3 separate regions of the Homo sapiens genome follow, and regions 1 and 2 are each linked to region 3. Evidence: chromatin contacts called from ENCODE Hi-C or POLR2A ChIA-PET data. All regions are on one chromosome and are shown on one strand. The core of a region is the stretch at or near the end of the contact, and the rest is flanking DNA. Distances in the headings are between cores, read along the strand shown.

The links. A loop is a pair of places that touch in the nucleus more often than their neighbours do. ChIA-PET counts read pairs that join two places held with the same protein, here RNA polymerase II (POLR2A). Pooled maps may share reads with other maps.
Region 1: a loop to region 3 is called in a pooled map, with 3 times the contacts of the local background. The contact joins the enhancer-like site here to the promoter of COG8 in region 3. A Hi-C loop is called at or near these places in 1 of 50 pooled maps. POLR2A ChIA-PET finds 5 or more read pairs at or near these places in 2 of 52 experiments (B cell and PC-3).
Region 2: a map of CD8-positive, alpha-beta T cell shows a loop between it and region 3 (8-fold over the local background). The contact joins the promoter of DDX19A-DT here to the promoter of COG8 in region 3. A Hi-C loop is called at or near these places in 1 of 168 maps with a recorded cell type or tissue (CD8-positive, alpha-beta T cell), 1 of 37 single-sample maps with no recorded cell type and 6 of 50 pooled maps.

The regions. Positions count from the first base shown.
Region 1 is chr16:68,282,644-68,285,343 of GRCh38, forward strand. The region is part of intron 3 of SLC7A6 (solute carrier family 7 member 6); the gene reads left to right. It also overlaps the pseudogene RNU6-1262P. Among named protein-coding and RNA genes, the nearest start is that of SLC7A6, 19 kb to the left of the region's middle. RefSeq lists an enhancer at 1,579-1,718. Within about 2 kb of position 1,393, at least 16 of the 41 ENCODE cell types and tissues checked have a DNase peak (open chromatin) inside an H3K27ac peak, as active enhancers do; they include B cell, where a contact is called at or near this core.
Region 2 is chr16:70,345,314-70,348,013 of GRCh38, forward strand. It overlaps DDX19A-DT (DDX19A divergent transcript), which reads right to left and starts at 1,434. Exons shown (of 5, transcript NR_039997.1): 1 at 886-1,434. DDX19A (DEAD-box helicase 19A) reads left to right here and starts at 1,590. Exons shown (of 12, transcript NM_018332.5): 1 at 1,590-1,735. The coding sequence starts at 1,679. RefSeq lists enhancers at 590-1,208, 1,209-1,826, 1,345-1,834.
Region 3 is chr16:69,338,256-69,340,955 of GRCh38, forward strand. It overlaps COG8 (component of oligomeric golgi complex 8), which reads right to left and starts at 1,309. Exons shown (of 6, transcript NM_032382.5): 1 at 921-1,309. The coding sequence starts at 1,297. It overlaps NIP7 (nucleolar pre-rRNA processing protein NIP7), which reads left to right and starts at 1,517. Exons shown (of 5, transcript NM_016101.5): 1 at 1,517-1,630; 2 at 1,751-1,837; 3 at 1,939-2,077. The coding sequence starts at 1,575. RefSeq lists silencers at 986-1,035, 1,046-1,095 and enhancers at 1,516-1,635, 1,816-1,895.

The DNA of each region.
Region 1 (2,700 bases), core at 143-2,642, 1.1 Mb before region 3:
GTCTCACTCTGTTGCCCAGGCTGGAGTCCAGTGGCGTGATCTTGGCTCATTGCAACCTCTGCCTCCCGGGTTCAAGTGATTCTCCTGCCTCGGCCTGCTGATTAGCTGGGACTACAGGCATACGCCACTATGCCCAGCTAATTATTTTGTATTTTTAGTAGAGACGGGGTTTCACCATACTGGCCAGGCTAGTCTCAAACCCTTGACCTTGTGATTTGCCCGCCTCGGCCTCCCAAAGTGCTGGCATTACAGGTGTGAGCCACTGCGCCCGGCCTTTCTTCCACATTTTTGTTGTTATTTTTTGTTTACGGTTGCACTCCTTTGTCCTTGAATGCCCCTTTATAACATTCAGCCTGTCTGGGAGGAATTGGAAGGTTTCCCTCCGCTCTCTGTTGCCTGTGGGAAAAGAGAGTTGTGACTACTGTCAGCGTAGCTGGGAGTACAGCTTCAGATTGCCAGGCAATCTCCTCATCAGAAAGAGAGTATGAAAGGCACAGTTCTGCGAGAGGGTGCATATGTTATTCACTATTAACTTGGGTTTCAGACAACAGAAAACCTTTAGCAGCATGGCTCAAACATGTTGATGTTTGTTTCTCTCACATGTTAAAAGGAGGCAGTGTGGTTTGGATGACTTCAGTTCTTCAGGGAGCCAGGTTTATTCCTTCTGTCTTCCTGCCATCCTCAGCCTGTGACTTCTAGCTGGTGGTCCAGGATGGTTATTGAAGCTCTAGCTGTCATGTCTGCACTGTAACTGACAAGAAGGACAAAGACACTGCCTCCCCCATTTAAAGACACTTTCTGAGGTCTTATATGAAATATTTGCATACATCCCGGGAGAAAACCTGGTTGCACAGCCGTACCTACCTGCAGGAGAGGCTGGGCAATGTCAGCTTTATTTTGGACAGCCATGCCTTCAGCTAAAATTTCTATTACGAATGAAAAAGGGAAGAACAGATAGAGGAAGATAACTAGCCATGTCTGCCACAGAGACTTTGGGGATTTGTTTCTGCTTTGGCTTTCAGTTTGGATCTGCCATTTGAGTACTCCTTTCTCAGCAATAAGCTCCCAGAGAGCCTTGAAGACCCTCACGTGGGTCCCACGCTCCTTGGTGCAGGCTTGTCCAGCAAGGAAATGAGATCAGGAGAAGAGGGAAGGCTTGGATGTTTTAATTGTGGTAGCTGAATCTTAGCATCTGGCTTTAAGGCCCAGTTGTTGACTTTGTTTGAACTCTGATAGTTTATGGTAAGCTAGGGGGGCTGGGAGTTCTGGGAAGCAATAGAGGAGTAAGGATCAGATGGTGAAATTTTGTTTCTTAATTAGAATCAGGAGAACAGTCAAGGGACTTGGCTTCTGCTTGACAGACTGTTCTAGGAGCTCTCTGTTCTCTGGCAGGGCTGATAGTAGGGTGAGGCAAACGAGGTGCCTGGGGTCAGCGTTGAAGGGCGTACTCACTCTCAGGTTCCGGCATGTGGTCCCCTGAGAGTGAGTGCCTCCTTAAATTTTGTGCCCTAGGTGCCTCCTAGCTTCACACTACCCTGGCTCTGCCTTCTGGTGCTACATTGTTGCTAATGAACCATTTTTATTTTTAAACAAATTCTTTTAAAAATTTTCAGGGGCCATGCTAATCTTCTTTGCGTCGTTCCAATTTTAGTATATGTGCTGCTGAAGTGAGCACGAACTATTTTTATTTTTATCTAGAAAGAGGCGTATGTTCACGGTAAACCATGGTAAACCACAGAGTGGAAAAAGTCTCCTTCCCTCTCCACAGCTTTAGTCTTTCTCCCCAGAGGAGCCACTCTGACCAGGTGCTTTTGTATCCTTCCAGCTGGTCTATTGGAATGGACTCTGCAGGCATTTCCACAAGCAGCCTTCTTTATTCATTAGTTTAGCACATAGTTGAATTTCCACTGTGTGTAATATTTACCTGTGCACAGAGAGGACCAAACCTGTAGGACATTTATGGCAGGATAGAAGGAAGGAGAAGGATCAGAAGTGAGACCCAGTGCCAGTTAGTGGGTCTGAGGAGTGTATCAGCTTCTCTTCCCCTTGGAGCTGCAAACCAGAAGCACAGTTAGCACTGCCAGGATATTGTCAGACAGTCTCTTTCTCCATGTTTATTTCCACCTTTTTGTGTTTCTCTCCTTTTATCCTCTTCTGTCTCTGCCTCCTTGTCTCTTATCTCTCACCCCTCTGTCTCTTCTGTGTATTTTCTCGTCTTTTTTTTTTTTTTTTTTAGAGACAAGTTCTCACTCTGTTGCCCTGGCTGGAGTGCAGTGACTATTCACAGATGCTATTACAGTGCACTATAGGCCCGGACTCCTGGGTTCGGCAGTTCTCCCACCTCAGCCTCCCACACAGTTGGGACTCCAGGTGTGCACCGCTGCCCCGGCCCCCTGTCTGTCTTTTTGTCTAAGCTGCATGCCCTCCCACTTCTGCTTCTTTTTGTGTTCTGCTTCCTTCCTCTATTTACTTATGGTTTCTGTCCCTTTGTTACTAAGGGCTTGTATGTGACTTTCACTTGCTGTAGCTCCTGACCCTTCTGCCCATTACTGTTAGATTCAGTTTCTTGGTATTCCAACTCTGTGTTTCTGGGAGAGGCAATGTAACAGGCTCAACTTGGGTCCAGTGTCTGGCTCCATCAGTCATGATAGGGAAGGGGGAGCAATTCCCAAGAAGGAGCTGGGCAGGTACTTCAAAACA
Region 2 (2,700 bases), core at 184-2,683, 1.0 Mb after region 3:
GGTCAGCACTGTGGCTCACACCTGTAATCCCAGCACTTTGGGCGGCCCAGGCAGGCAGATCCTTGAGCTCAGGAGTTCAAGGCCAGCCTAGCCAACGTGGTGAAACTCCATCTCTACTAAAAATACAAACATTATCTGGGCGTGGTGGCGTGTGCCTGTAATCCCAGCTACTTGGGAGGCTGAGGCAGGAGAACCGCTTGAATCCAGGAAGCAGAGGTTGCAGTGAGCCAAGACCCGGCCACTGCACTCCAGCCTGGGTGATATCTGTAAATAATGGTTCCATGAGTTTAGAAATACAAAGTAGCATGACTTAACAAATTTACACATCTATGTAACCAGGTCCCAATCAAGATACAGAATAATTCTATCACCCAGGAAGTTCTCTTGTGTCTGGACCAAACATCCTTCTCCACAGGTAAGCTCTGTTAGTTTTTATCAGCATAGATTTTATTTGTCCTATTCTTGAATCTCATATAAATAGATTATACATTATGTATTTGGTGGTCCTTCAACATAATGGCCAGGTGTGGTGGCTCATGCCTGTAATCCCAACACTTTGAGAGGCCAAGGCAGGAGGATCTCTGGAGTTAGCAGGAGATCAAAAGCAGCCTGAGCAATATAATGAAGACTTCCGTCTCTGCAAAAAGTTTAAAAACTAGCCAGGAGTGGTGGTGCGGGCCTGTGGGCCCAGCTACCTGGGAGGCTGAGGTGGGAGGTCAAGGGTGCAGTGAGCCGAGATCACACCACTGCATTCCAGCCTGGGCGACACAATGAGACCCTGACTCAAAAAAGAAACGAAAAAACGCATTGTGTGTTGTGTTTATTGGATGGTGGAATTATGGGGTTTACGGGTCTTCTGTTGCGTTTTGGTTTTTGTTTTCTTACCTGTTATCGCGTTCCTAACAGTAGAAATTGGCATCATATAGTATTCTCATGGAACTTTCCTTTGTTCAAAGCCCTACAGTTCAGAGACTTACACATTTAATGTGAGATATGACAGGCTTAAAAAGAAACGTTGGGGGCCGGGCGCGGTGGCTCACGCCTGTAATCCCAACACTTTGGGAGGCTGAGGCGGGAGGATCACAAGGTCAGCAGTTCGAGATCAGCCTGGCCAACATGGTGAAACCCCATCTCTACTAAAAATACAAAAATTAGCCGGGCGTGGTGGCGGGCACCTGTAATCCCAGCTACTCGGGAGGCTGAGGTAGAATAGCTTGAACACGGAGGCGGAGGTTGCAGTGAGTCGAGATCCCGCCACGGCACTCCAGCCTGGGACAGAGCGAGACTCCGTCTCGAAAAAAAATAATAAAATAAATAATAAAATAAATAAAATAAAATAAACGTTGGCTTATTTCAGTGTGAAGTAAGGCAATAAACGGAGGGCTAACAGTTCCACTTCGTAGAGCTCAGACATTTTAAGAAGCGAGGAGGCCGCGTCCTGGAAGGGTGAGCAAAAAGCGCGAGGTTTGCGCACGAAGGGAAAGGCGAGGCCCGAGGAGAGACCTGGCGCCGCGCAGAATGATGATGTCGCACGCTGGGTGGGAACTGACGTCACCTGTGCTCACCGCCGCTTCCGGTCCGCGTGAGGTGCATTCTCGCGCCGGTGGCGAGGTTAGGGCCCGCGTTGCGACGTGGTGCAGCGCATATTTTCACAAGTGGGTCTCCCTTGTCCGGGACTATGGCCACCGACTCGTGGGCCCTGGCGGTGGACGAGCAGGAAGCGGCTGTCAAGTCGGTCAGTAGCTCAGCTCCTGGCGAGGAGGACGTAGCAGGGGCCCAAGCGAAACCTCCCAAAAGCACAGGGAGCTCCCCGGGTTGGGGAGGCCCCTGGGCAACGCGCTCCTGCAGTTTGCTAGGGCAGTCACTTGCCCTTGATTTGCTCTTAGAGCTAAAGAGACCAATGTCGAGCTTTTTATCTCCATCTGGGCTGGTTAAGGACTTCATCCTTTGGTAAATCCGCCCCACTATGCATGCTGTCATTCCTCTATTGACCTCCTCGGTGACGATTATAAGGAAAGCCAAGTTTAGATTCTGATTCTCTTTTTCATTACGCGACTGTTCTTCGCATGTTTCTGTACTACTCTGTATTTAACATTTCTTAGATCCATGCTTAACGTGGTTGGTAGTTTGTAGCTCTTTGCAGAATAACAGATTGACTTTTGGATTTAATACCTCAATCTACTGCAGATGTTGGAAGGAGGCACTACAAATTGTTTCATTGATGTGTAAAGTAACGGTTTCATGTACTTGTTCTTTCAGTAATGAATATTCATTCAACTGGAATGTAATTACAGCATACACTGTGGCTTTCTGTTCTTATATCTAAGACCTAAACTTTAGGTTTGTTTAGTGATAATGGACTGTCTTTTTTTTTGTTGTAGTTGTTTCTCTTTTGAGGCAGAGTTTTGCTCTTGTTGCCCAGGCTGGAGTGCAATGGCGCCATCTCGGCTCACCGCAACCTCCGCCTCCCGGGTTCAAGCGATTCTCCTGCCTCAGTCTCCCGAGTAGCTGGGATTACAGGCATGCGCCACCACGCCCGGCTAATTTTGTATTTTTTGTAGAGACGGGGTTTCTCCATGTTGGTCAGGCTGGTCTCGAACTCCCGACCTCAAGTGATCCGCCCACCTCGGCCTCCCAAAGTGCTGGGATTACAGCCGTGAGTCACCGCGCCCAGCCGGTATGGGGATTTTTGAGAGGGCT
Region 3 (2,700 bases), core at 59-2,558:
TAGAGACAGGGTTTTGCCATGTTGGCCAGGCTGCTCTCGAACTCCTGGGTTCAAGCCTCAGGCTCCCAAAGTGCTGGGATTACAGGCTGAGCCACCACATCCAGCCATCCAAATGGAGAGACTTTTTGATATCTGATGCCCTCAAATGCGAGGATTTCCTTGTCACCTTCCCGTCAATGGAAGTTTTGAAGCAGATGACCTCCGGTCCACGCTTTCGTATAAAATAAGTATATAAATGTGCACATATATTCAGCTCACACCTATAATGTTAACTGTGTCAGACCCGATAATAAGAGCTTTGCATGAATCCTTTTTCTTTGTGCCCACAACTGCCCTTCGAGGGAGGGACGTGCTTCTGGGTAACCAGTTCTGAATTCGAAACCTCCTAGCTGTGTCCTTGGACGTCACTAATCTCTGTCTTGACTTGCTCATATGTAAAATGGAAATAACAGGGCTGGGCGCAGTGGATTATGCCTGTAATCCCAGCGCTTTGGGAGGCCGAGGCGGACAGATCACGACATCAAAAGATCGAGACCATCCCAGCCAACATGCTGAAACCCCGTCTCTACTAAAAATCCAAAAAAATTAGCTGGGCGTGGTGGCGCGCGCCTATGGTCCCTGCTACTCAGGAGGCTGAGGCAGGAGAATCGCTTGAACCCAGGAGGCAGAGGTAGGTTGCAGCGAGCCGAGATCTCGCCACTGCACTCCAGCCTGGCGACAGGGCGAGACTCCGTCTCAAAAAAGATAAAAAAGGAATAACAGTACCTATCTCGAAGGCTGTTGTGAGGTTTAAATGGATTAATAAAGCGCTCAGCAGAGAACCTGGAACGTGGTAAACGCTTTATGTGTTAGTTATTTCTACCATCGTAAATGTCAGCTTTTACAGTTATAAAACCCCTTTAGCGCCAGGCGCGTCGCACCTGCAGCTCTGCTGGAAGCTGGGCAAACGGTCGAGCAGGCGGCCGAGCGACGCCTCCACGTCGCCAAACAGGCGGTGGATGCGCTCGGTGCACTCGGCGCCGCGGATGAAGGTCTTGTAGTTAGCGAAGGCCAAGTCGCGCGTCTGCTGCAGCAGCTGCGCCCGCTCCTCCGCCAGGCGCTCGGGCTCGCGCCGCAGCCGCTCCAGCCCCGAGCCGCTCAACTCCCGGAGGTAGCGGCCCACATCGGGCCGCTCGCGCCACTGGGCCTCGGGGAAGCGGTCCCGGAACAGCGACGCCAGGAGCCCTTCATCCTCCACCTCGCCGAGAGCCGCTGCTGTGGCCGTGGCTACCGATGGGATAGTCGCCGCGGTCGCCATCTTCCCAGCAACAACGTCACTTCCCTTCCGGACCACAAGGGGCGCTGACTCCGAACTTAGGACAGGAAGAAACAGGCACATTTCCGGTCTCTATGCTTTCTCATCCGGCCGGCTTGCTTTCCCCTGCGGTCGTCCAGACTATTGGGCGCTAGCGAGACGAACTATTGGTACGGGGCTAGAGAGGAAGGCTTTGGGATTGCCGGGGAGCAGCGAGCGACCGACTTCCGTTTCCAGTTACCAAGGCACGAGGATCCGGTGTTCCAACCCAGGGGGAAAAATGCGGCCTTTGACTGAAGAGGAGACCCGTGTCATGTTTGAGAAGATAGCGAAATAGTAGGAGCGCGCGGGGCGGACGCGGGAGTGTGTGGGTGTGGTGGCCAAGGGTGGAGTGGGGGCGCGGTGCCGGAGACCGGTTCGTTCGGGCGCGGTCTCCAGTCCTCTTTTTGCCCTCAGCATTGGGGAGAATCTTCAACTGCTGGTGGACCGGCCCGATGGCACCTACTGTTTCCGTCTGCACAACGACCGGGTGTACTATGTGAGGTGAGGCGGGGCCGGGCAGGCAGCATGGACCCAGGGGAGAGGGGTCCTGGGTCCCACGAGCCTCCTTCATCCGCAACCTTGCTCCCCCTTTACCCTTTTAGTGAGAAGATTATGAAGCTGGCCGCCAATATTTCCGGGGACAAGCTGGTGTCGCTGGGGACCTGCTTTGGAAAATTCACTAAAACCCACAAGTTTCGGTTGCACGTCACAGCTCTGGATTACCTTGCACCTTATGCCAAGGTTTGTGGGGCGGTTTCCAATTCTGCCACGGGCGATGAAGTCAAGGATTAGGCAGATTGTCCGGCAGCTTCTCTCCCACAGAGTCCCTGACAGTGTGCTTGGAGGAGTTTCAGCACATGGAGATGTGTAGAGGTCTTGCAGCTTGAGCATGGTCAGGGCTATGGGATAGGAATGCTATGTGGCTGCGTAGGGTTAGTTTTCTCCAGCGAAGTAGAAGAGCCTAGGGAGACCCAGCTAGAGATCAGAAAGCAAATAAGTGGCAGCAATGAAGACACCGGGGTCCAGAAAAAGAGCTGTTAACCTGGCCATGGAGGATGATCCTTGTAGAGTTGAGAAAATAACTTTTTCTATTTTTTTCTTTTTCTTTCTTGCTCTGTTTTTTCTTTTCATTTCTCTTTCTCTTTCTTCCTGACACAGTTTCACTCTGTCGCCCAGGCTAGAGTGCAGTGGTGCGATCTCACTGCAGCCTCCACTTTCCAGTTTCCAGTGATTCTTGTGCCTCAGTAGCTGGGATTACAGGCATGTGCCACCACACCTGGCTGATTTTTTTGTGTGTTTTTAGTAGAGACAGTGTTTCACTGTGTTGGCCAGGCTGGTCTCGAACTCCTGGCCTCAAGTGATCC